Regions from separate parts of the Homo sapiens genome. Here region 1 is linked to region 2. A link is an interaction called in ENCODE POLR2A ChIA-PET data of the cell type or tissue named here. Cell type or tissue: PC-3. All regions are shown on one strand. Each heading gives the region's core, and the rest is flanking DNA. Links, peaks and the distances in the headings are about the cores only. Region 1 overlaps USP53 (ubiquitin specific peptidase 53). Region 2 overlaps SYNPO2 (synaptopodin 2).

What was found. ChIA-PET counts read pairs that join two places held together with the same protein. Peaks named below come from ENCODE experiments on the same cell type or tissue, not always from the same donor. Only the 100,000 strongest peaks of a DNase experiment are listed, where the experiment ranks them.
Region 1: POLR2A ChIA-PET joins it to region 2 with 6 read pairs; 2 of 35 experiments call an interaction of 5 or more read pairs at or near these places.

Annotation. Positions count from the first base shown.
Region 1 is chr4:119,259,759-119,265,146 of GRCh38, reverse strand. USP53 (ubiquitin specific peptidase 53) reads right to left here. Exons shown (of 19, transcript NM_001371395.1): 10 at 5,222-5,327; 11 at 4,494-4,640; 12 at 3,283-3,432. Among named protein-coding and RNA genes, the nearest start is that of ARLN, 38 kb to the left of the region's middle. In PC-3, for the core only: no CTCF peak of the experiment used is centred there; no DNase peak of the experiment used is centred there; H3K27ac peaks cover 543 bases.
Region 2 is chr4:118,987,141-118,992,528 of GRCh38, reverse strand. All of the region lies in intron 1 of SYNPO2 (synaptopodin 2), which reads right to left. Among named protein-coding and RNA genes, the nearest start is that of SYNPO2-AS1, 5.1 kb to the right of the region's middle. In PC-3, for the core only: no CTCF peak of the experiment used is centred there; a DNase peak (open chromatin) is centred at 2,988; H3K27ac peaks cover 3,409 bases.

The sequences.
Region 1 (5,388 bases), core at 135-5,134, 270 kb before region 2:
CTTGTACCCCATTTTGCAGTCCCTGGAAATGAGTGATCTACCCTCCACACCTTTGTTTTTCCTTCTAGAATTTCATATAAATGGAATCATAGCATGTAGTCATTTATATCTCACTTCTTAGCATAATGCTTCTGAGATTTTTTCACATTATTGCATGTGTCAGTTCAATAGTTCAGTCCTTCTTGCTGAGTATTATATTCCACTGTATAGCTATACCACAATTTGTTCATCCATTCACCAATTGCTGACATTTGAGTCATTTCTAGTTTGGGCATTATGAAAACTACCATGAACATTCAAGTACACGTTTTACATGGACTTACATTTTCACAGGAGTGGATTTGCTGGGTTATATGGAAAATATATGTTTAAATTTATAAGAAACTGACAGTTTTGAAAGTGAATGTTCAATTTTGTGGTTCCATCAACCTTGTGTGAGAGATCCAGCTGTTCCTATCCTCACCAACTACTGGTCTTTTTAATTTTGGCCATTACAACAGATGAGTACTAGAATCTCATTATGAATTAAATTTGTATTTCCATTGTGGCTAATGATGTACTGAATATCATTTCAAGGGCCATTCATGTATATTCATTGGTGAACTGTCAACATTTTTTGCTGATTTTTTAATTGGATTTTAAGAGTTCTTTCAATATTCTGGATACAGTCTTTATTAGATAAATGCTTCACAAATATTTTCTCTCAGTATACGGTTTGTCATTTTATTCTCCTAATAGTATCTTACTGAAGAACAAAAATTTTAACTTTCAATGAAGTCTAATTTACCAGCTATTTTTATGGTTCATGCTTATTAAATGTTATCTAAGAAATCCCTATATATAAATAGTAGTTTTACTATCCTCCCCTGATAGTCCCATCTCAGTCATTTCTGGTCTGTTTTTATTAATTTTTCTTCAGGTTCTTTGAATATTTGGTAATTTTTTATTGAATGCTATTTTGAAGTGGCATATTGAATTTCATTGAACTTTGTAGTCTTGGGTATTGAATTTTGTTCTGTTATTTTAAAAGTGGGATTAGCTTTGAACTTTCAAGACTTTAAGCTTTTTTTGTTTGTTTGTTTTGAGACGGAGTCTCACTCTGTCACCAGGCTGAAGTGCAGTGGCGCGATCTCGGCTCACTGCAACCTCTGCCTCCTAGGTTCAAGCAATTCTCCTGCCTCAGCCTCCTGAGTAGCTGGGACTACAGGTGGGTGCCACTATGCTAAATTTTGTATTTTTAGAAGAGACGGGGTTTCACCATGTTGGGCAGGATGCTCTTGATCTCTTGACCTCGTGATCTGCCCACTTTGGCCTCCCAAAGTGCTGGGATTATAGGCATGAGCCCCCGTGACCAGCCCGGCCTTGTTTTAAGCTTTTTAATATCAGGTCCAGAGCAACCTTCAGCCTAGGAATAACTTAGCCCCATTATCAAGGTAATACTTTTCTGAAGGTTCCAGCTAATGCCTACATGTTATATCATCTCTCCACTCTTTATGGTGGGGATACAAACTATTACTAACCTTGTATGATTTTTGAGAATTGTTTTACCTTTTGTTTTCCAGTGATGCTTCCCATCTTTCCCAACTAACCCCAAACTTGTGTGGGTTCACCCCTCACATGCACAAATCACAATTTAGCCAAAAATTCCAAGGAACCCTTCTGTCAATTTCCAGAACTTTTTCCCTGTACAGTTTTCTTTCTAGTATTCTGTCCTGCAAATTTTAGCCATCTAGGCCTCCCTGAACTCCAGTTTCAGTCTCCAGAACTCAGTGACACTACTAGGCTTTGTTTGGGCTCCCACTGCCTGCACTGCAACCCAGAAACTACCTCTAGGCAGTAAGCAGGGGGTAATTATAGAGCTGAACTCATTTGTTTCCCTTTTCTCTGTTCAACTGCATGTTGTTCAATGTCTTGAGTTGTTTCACCTATGTCCTAGTTTTAAACAGTGAAATGGCTATTTCTATAGCAGTTAATCCTTCATGGGTAGAATCAGAAGTCCACTAAATACCAAACATTTGAATTTGTATTGTCTTAATCACAGTGCTGATAAATGGCCTTTTGTTATATATTAATAAAATGGAACTAAATAGAATTCTACATCATTTGCTTATAACAACCAAAGAACTTGTATTTTTAAATGAGTTTACTACTTAATAAAGATTGCCAAAGCCAGTAAGCCTTGACAAGACCAATAATTTTCAACTGTGTTATGTCTGAATTTCCTGTAGAACTTAAAATTTCAGATACCTGGCTTTACACCACTGAATCAAAACTTTAGGAATCCAGGAATATATGTTTTTTTAAAAGCTCCTCGTGATTCCAATACTCCTTATTAAGAACTACTATTCACTACTTTTCTAGACAATATTATTACTATTTGAGTAAACAAATTACAGTTGGCCCTTGAACAACACAGGTTTGAACTGCACAGGTTCACTTATATGTGAATTTTCTTCTGCCTCTGTCACCCAAGACAGCAAAAGCAATCTTCCTTTTCCTCCTCTTCAGTCTACTCAGCGTGAAGACAGCAAGGATGAAGACCTTTATGATGATCCATTTCCACTTAGTGAGTGGTAAATATATTTTCTTTTGCTTATAATTTTCTAAGTAACTTTTTTTCTTGCTTACTTTACTGTAAGAGTACAGTATATAATATATAGAACATACAGAATATGTGTTAATTGACTGTTTATGTTTTTGGTAAGGCTGCCTGTCAATAGTAGGCTGTTGGCAGTTAAGTTTTGAGGGAGTCGAAAGTGGTATGTGGGTTTTCAACTGCACAGAGGGCTTGGCACTCCTATGTTGTTCAAGGGTCAACTGTAATTACCAAAAGATATAACTGATATATCTATTTCTGTATTCTACACACAAAATTTGAAAAAAATTGTCATAATAAAAATAAAGGCAAGCATATTTTCATCACTAGTTATACAAAACTACTGTGAATCATCCACAAAAAAGTAAATATAGCAAGTATGCGTCAGGCAAAAAGGATCATCACTGACACACAGATCACTGATAGTTACATATTTGTATACTAATATTCATTAGTTTACTTATTATTATTCTGGAAATGGACTGGTTTAAAAGCTGGCTTCAAAATAAGCCAATTTCAAGAATAACAAAAGAAAGTTTGAACTTACTGATGCTATCATCATGTTCATTTATTACTATTTTACATATTAATTATATCATCCTTTTGAATATTAATATCAATATATCATTTATTAACAAAAAGTAAAAATCACAGTAATTATTTCAATTAAAGAAAGTGTCACTTACCTCTTTCACATTTGCATCATCAAAAAATACCCATTTGGAACTTTTGGTGTGAAATGCAAAGGCACAATAATGTTGGCTGGTGTAGCAGATCATACCAACAAGGTTAAGTTCACTATTTTTGGCATTTTCATCAGTAACTCTATAAAAAAGCTGTTTAAAAAAATTGGTAATGTACACTTAACACTACATCTTTTGTAAAATGAGGAATAATTAGATGAATCATGTCTTTGACACATAATGAAATATTTCTCATGCATACTGCCCCAATCTAATATTATATTATTACTTGAAGGCACCACTGACATCACATTGTTAACAGAATTACCACTTTTAATTCATTCATAAAACTTTAAGTCCAATAAAACGAATTCACTACAAATTAGTTTAGCAATAATAGAGTATCTCTAATGACACATGACTGACACTTTTCATAAAGAAATTCAAAATATGAGATAAATTCCACATTTCTGGTAATTCTTGACTGAATCACATATTTGAATGTTCATTAAACATATTATCTAAAAGATAATTATCCAAAACTTTAATTGTAACATGAACCAAATCAAAATATACCAAGAAAGTAACAAGCATAACAAGAGATCATGGCGGGGTGTGGTGGCTCACGCCTGTAATCCCAGCACTTTGGGAAGCCAAGGCAGGTGGATCTACTTGAGGCCAGGAGTTCGAGAGCAGCCTGGCTAACATGGTGAAACCCATCTCTACTAAAAATACAAAAAATTAGCTGGGTATGGTGGTGCATGCCTGTAATCCCAGCTACTAGGGAGGCTGAAGCATGAAAATTGCTTGAGCCTGGGAGGCAGAGGTTGTAGTGAGCCAAGATTGCACCACTGCACTGCAGCCTGAGTGACAGAGCAAGACTCTGCCGCAAAAAAAAAAAAAAAAAAAAAAAAAAAGAGAGAGATCAGTGCTTTAGATGAATTTTAAATATTAAACCTTTCTAAGTTAACAATATTTATATTTACAATCATGGCCATACATAAAAAATCATCAATCATCATGATTTTAGAGTGAAAGAAGCAAAAGCCATGAGACAGTTTAGTTTGTAATTGAAAGCCATTCCTAGTCTATGTAGTAAAGGCATTCCAGTTAGCCTGATTTGATTAAACTTGTCGTTATCAGATAAAACATCAGGATGATGTTTTAGAAGAATTTGAAAATAAAAGGGAAGGGAATGAAAATAGATAAGATACCCCAGGAAGATAAAGATGTGTTGCTAGATTCCGAACAACAGCTTCGGTCAAGTCAGAATGCTCGGAGTCCCAGACTAAACCAATTGTAACAATCTCTGGGCAATTCATTAAAACACGGCGAATTTTTATTTTTTGGCCACAGTTACTCTACAGAAAAACATAAAAGTTTTAAAATTATGAAAACAGATAAACCAGGCAGCCTTACACAGTTTGCATTATATAATGACAATTTTAACACATATCTGCAATTTATTCAGTATACTAAAAATTGACTTCTAACAAGCTGTTTGTCTTAATTATTGATTAAAAAAGAAGTTTATTTTAAATAAAAGTATTCTTTGATAATTTTGTAAATCTGTTAAAGTAAGAATTCAACCTAAAAAAAAGCAGAAATAAAACTCTTGAAGTCAGTAACAAATATATTAGATGAGAAAAGAGTATCATTCATCATTCATCAAGTTTACTGAAAAGAAACTTTCTCTGTAATCAAATGATAAATTTCAGAACTTTGAAAAAATTTAATCAATATATGCTTCACAAACTTAGGAGTTTTTAAACAATTTATGCTAAGATAAATGATACACATGGTATAATCTAAAATAATATTTTTTAAAAATTCTTAAAGCTAATTCTAGATATAGAATCAATATTTACATGATAATATCTGAATGCCTATTTTCAAATCTACAAAACAAGAAGCATACTAATATTCTCCAAACTATACTTACAGGACATTTCCTATAGTCATCTGTTGTATTTGCTGCTTGTAGCAATTCTGCAAACATTTCAGGTTTAAAGCGTTCATGCCTTTCCAACATTCTTTCAACCTCATTGCTACAAAAAAAGAAGCAATCCCAAATCTGGCCTATGAACTTAAAACTTTAATAAATTACAC
Region 2 (5,388 bases), core at 245-5,244:
ACTTTTATGAGTATACAGGGGAGCTTTCCAGAGGCTACCTGACAAGTGATGGCACCATCACTGTGATGGCTCCTGGAATGTGTGCTTCCGAAATTGGAAACCTCATTGTCATCCTTGATTCATCACACCCTCACTCCATTATTTCTTACATCATGTTGCTTCTACTTCAGGATTGTCCCTTGAATCCAGTCCTCTTTGTCACAGTTTTATTTCAGTCCTTCCTCAGACTGTTTCAGCAGCCTGGTGTTTGAACTCCCCTCCAATCTCTTCACTTTTAATCCATCCTCTACACTACCATAATCAAATCATGCATCCACCCTTCCACATAAAAAACCTGTGTAGAGTCTTGCCTATAAACAGAACAAAATGTAAATGTCTTCACTTATCATACAAGCAAGATCCCCCACAATCTGACCTCCACCTACCTCCCTAGCACCATCTCCTGCCGCCCTCTTTTTCCTCCAGGCTAAAGTGAGGCCACAATGAAGTTCTCCCTATTCTTAGACCGTGTCAGACTCTTTTAAGACTCTACACCTTTGCACATGCTGTTCACTCTGGAATGAACTCCCCTGAATCCTTTCCAGTCGAACTCCATTAAGCACTATCCTCTCCCCGTTTTATTCTATACTTTCACTTCCTCAGCCAAGCACTTCTCTGCTTCGGGGCATTTCTATGTACTGTTTCTGCTTACAATGCTCCTCCTCTCACCCTTTGCATTGCCTGCTGTTTCTTACCCATTGATTCTTTGATGATATGAGGCCAGAAGTCCTCCCAGCCCCTTTCCCTCTAAGTACAATTGTTAGAACTACAGGAGTCTCTACTTGGCTCTGCCCCAAGCACCATTCAGGCATCTCTGCAAAAGTCAGTGCCTAAGGAGCTTCAATAGGCAACATATACCTCTTTCTTCTTTCTCTTCTTCTCCCCCACCCCTGCTCTGTCTCCCAAAGTCTAATCACTTCAATCTTAGACTTTGATAGAAGGCTCAACTTTGATGGAAACTTCTCTTGAAGAGCATTCCACTGGTAGTTATAATGAGCAGTAGGTCATGCAGTTCCTTTCCTTAATTAAAAAAACAAAAACAGGCCGGGTGCGGTGGCTCATGCCTGTAATCCCAACACTTTGGGAGGCTGAGGCGGGTGGATCACCTGAGGTCAGGAGTTCAAGACCAGCCTGTCCAACATGGCGAAACCCTGTCTCTACTAAAAATACAAAAATTAGCCAGGTGCGGTGGTGCGTGCCTGTAATCGCAGCTACTCAGGAGGCTGAGGCAGGAGAATTGCTTGAACCTGGGAAGCAGAGGTTGCAGTGAGTCAAGATGGCCCCACTACACTCCAGCCTGGGTGACAGAGCAAGACTCCGTCTCAAAAAATAATAAAAAATAAATAAAAAGTGGTCACGCACTAAAAAGAGTCATTTAATTAGGCCAGAACTAGGCCCGGGAAGTTGAATTTAAAGTCCTGGAACTGATGGTATTAGCTGCACAATTTTATGTTTAAACCCAAAGGAGTTGACTTGGAAGGGCCTGTTGGCCCAGTTCAGGCTGCATGTGGAGCTGCTTTCACCTGGTGCTCTTGCCGGAAGCCCCTGAATGCATTTGAGGGTTACAATTATCCAGCTTAGGCCGGGCATGGTGGCTCACACCTGTAATCCCAGCACTTTGGGAGGCCGAGGCGGGCAGATAACTTGAGGTCAGGAAAACAGAGACCAGCCTGGGCAACATGGTAAAACCCCATCTCTACTAAGAATACAAAAATTAGTGGGGTATGGTGGCACGCACCTGTAGTCCCAGCTACTCAGGAGGCTGAGGCACGAGCATCGCTTGAACCCGGGAGGCAGAGATTGCAGTTAGCTGAGATTGCGCCACTGCACTCCTGCCTGGGCGACCGAGCGAGATTCTGTCTCAAAAACAAACAAACAAACAAAAACCAATTATCCAGCTTAGCCTCCCTGCTCAGAATTGCTGGGTCTATTTGTTTGGTCTGGTCTGTCACTCTGTCTGGAAGGTAAGATCCATGAGAACAAGGACCATGTCTGTTTTGTTCACCATCTTATCCCCAGCATCTGGCACAATATTTGGTGTATAATAGTGCTCTGTAAACATCTGCGGAATAAATAATTCAATAAGGGACTTATTGATTCTTCAGGGTCAAGCAAAGATGTATTTCCTGGGAGAAGTCTCTCCTCCTTTTCTCAGGCAGCCATTGCTCTTGCCTCTGAGCAACCACAGCACTGCACGTTTCTTTGTGAGAGAAAGGAATAGAACATTTCCTGAGGGTCCATCCTGTGCACCATGTGAGCTGTCAGTTCTATGTGTTTCTCCCTTCATTCTTTCAATAATCCAATATGATAGGTATTATTACCCATACTTGCAGAGGAGAAAACAGGCTAAAAAAAAATCCAAGTCATACAGCCAATAATAGATCACAAAACCTGTATGCAAAGCCAGCCCCATTTCCGTCTTCTCATTAAATCACTCTGCCATATGGGATTATGCTTGATGTTTTAATGTATCTGTTTACAAATATGTCTCACCTTTAGGGGCAGAGGCCATGTATATTCATCTCTGTATTCATGAAAGATTTAACATCTGAATTAGAGAGTACATGAATGAGTGAAGTGGATCGGTCTACTGATGGACGGGGGTCTTTGCAGCCTCAGGGCTTACTCTCAGGGACTCTTGGTGTTGTCTCCTTGGAGAGCTTCTGTCTGTGTCCCTGCGTGAACACAAGTTAGGCCTCCTCCACCAAGTCCCTAACTCTTAGTACATCCACTTATTTCTTCTGTCTGTGCCACAAGATTCCCAGTTACTGTGTGCATTTGGCTTATGTTTGCTTCACAGGATATTTCTATCATGATGAATCAATGATATTCCATGGAAGCATGACTATATGACACATTCCTTTATTACTCAGAACACAAACTGTTTTTTTACTTGCAGCTGAAGTCACTGCTAGCACTGACTGTCAGTCAATAAAACGAGTCCGTGACTCTGTCAGATTCTTTTGGGAAATCAAAAATAGCATGCTCTCTGTCTTCAGATGCCCTCAGGCTTGCTAGGGAGATATGATCACACATGAAACAATTAGAGAATGGTGCAAACAAGTTCAGAATCATATGCCAATTTGAGTCACAGTTTCAGGCTCTGACTCTCACTCAGTCTTAAGCTTGCCAAAGCCTTAGCTATTCCCAGTTACACTCCAGAAACCTCTTCACATGCTGTTTACTCCCCCAGAAGATGAACACCTCCTCTCAAGCTATGGGCACAACATCCCACAGGCATAATCATGAGCCAGGGCCTGATGCTTTCAAATGTATTCAGGGTCTTCTGGCAAGGGCAGCAGGCTAAAGCAGCTGAGTGCAGCCGGAACCAAGCTCAGATGCTTTCCCAAGTCAACTGCCCTGTGTTTAAACATTAAAGTATGCAGTTAAGATCCCTAGTTCCAGGCCTTTAAATTCAATTTCCAAAGCCTAGCTCTGGCCTAATTCAATGACTCTTGTTTTATGTGTGACCACCTTGTTCTTTTTTTGTTGTTTTAACTGAGGAAGGGAACTGTAAGACCTGCTTGGTCACCATAAGTACCAGTTGAGTGTTCTTCCAGAGAAGTTTTCATCAAAGTTGAGCCTTCTGTCAAGATGTGGAGACCCTCAAGTCTGAAGCGATTCGATGACTTTGGGGTGGGGGAAGGTGCATGTTTCCTGTGGAGGCTCCTTGGCCACCAACCTTCGCAGAGATGCCGGCACTGTGCTTGGGCAAAGCCAAGTGTGAGGCTCCTGTAGCTCTCACAGCTGTGCTTACAGAGAAAAGGGCACACAGGATGTCTGGACCTGAAACTCCTCATCATAATGTCAATTGAATTCCTCCCAAAATGAAAGCTGTGGCCATTTATTAATAAAAATAAAAGCCCACATTTTCACAAATGTTTTTCAGAATAACTCGTAGGTAAAGAAACTCCTTGGAGCTTTTCTAAAGGAAATGCTGGATGTACTTTCCAAAACTTCAGTTGGAAACTAAACAGAATCCAAATGTCCTGTCTTGTAGTTGAAAGCAAGTACCATTTTTAGAGTTAGGTTTTGCTCAACCTGCTGTATAAGGTTGTGTTAGGAACCTCTGCTTTTAGGGAAGTTTCCTGCTGTTCCCTGGGGCAGAACTGTTTCATTTCACATTTATTTGCTTCTCCATTAACACCTTTTTCCCATCCCCAGGAAAAAAAAAAAACACTAAATTATTGGTTTTCATAAAAACATGACAGTGTACAATATTAAAACCTAAAAACCAAACCAAAATAGAACAAATACAACAAGCTACACAGGTGTACATTCACATAAATTAATGTTAGAAGTACTGGCAAATAATAGTTTATGCAATATTTGCTCTAGCTATTCAAATAAACAGGACTAAAATAACTTTCCTGCTCATGAAATCAAGTGTGAAAATTGAGGCAGTACATGTGCAGATTAGCAAAAACATGTTGTTATGTTTGAATTTGAGCTCAAATTCTCCCAACCAATAGCTCTGTGGCTTTGGGAAAAATAATGATAATTTTAATATTTATTGAGAATTATTACCTGCCAGACTCTGAACTAAAGTACTTCACATGGTACAGAATATTTCTGAGTCCCTTTCCTTTTCTGTAAGGTTATAATGATTATACACATCTTATATGTTATGAAGAATATATAAAAGGTATGTTAAAGACCTAGACATAGAGTAGGTGATTATAAAAATGGATGTTTTAAAAACAAAAATGGAGCAGAGTAATAACACTGCTAATATACTTAAATAGCAATACAATTCTCATTCTACTTTCAGATGCATCAGTACTAAGTGAAGAAAATAATCTAGAAGCAGTAATTCGAGTTCACATTAGGCTTTTTTTTTTTTTTTCATGTGGGCTGCAGTGCAGAGGTATGATCTTTCCTCACTGCAGCCTCAACCTCCAGGGCTCAAGTGATCCTCCCAAATAGCCTCCCAAATATCTGGGACCACAGGCACTCACCACCACACCCAGGGAACTTTGTTTTATTTTTTGTCGATCAGCCTGTGTTGCCCATGCTGATCTCAAACTTCTGGGCTCAAGCAATCCTCCTGCCTCAGCCTTCCAAAGTGCTGGGATTTAGAGGCGTGAGCCACCATGCCTGGCCCATATTAGGCATTTTAATAAGTGAAGAGAGTAAAATTAAGAATAACTAATGCAACATTATCTGCATCAAAGTGAAATTCTAAAGAATGAAAAGCATCAAATTTCTCCTTGATGTTCCTTAGCTGGGACATTCGATGTTATGAGATAAAATAAATTTCACTGTAGTCTTAGAAGAAAGTTATTAGACTAGTTCTTCTTTTATTCTACCTTTATTAACTTGTTCTGTAAATTTGAGGAGTCAATTAAC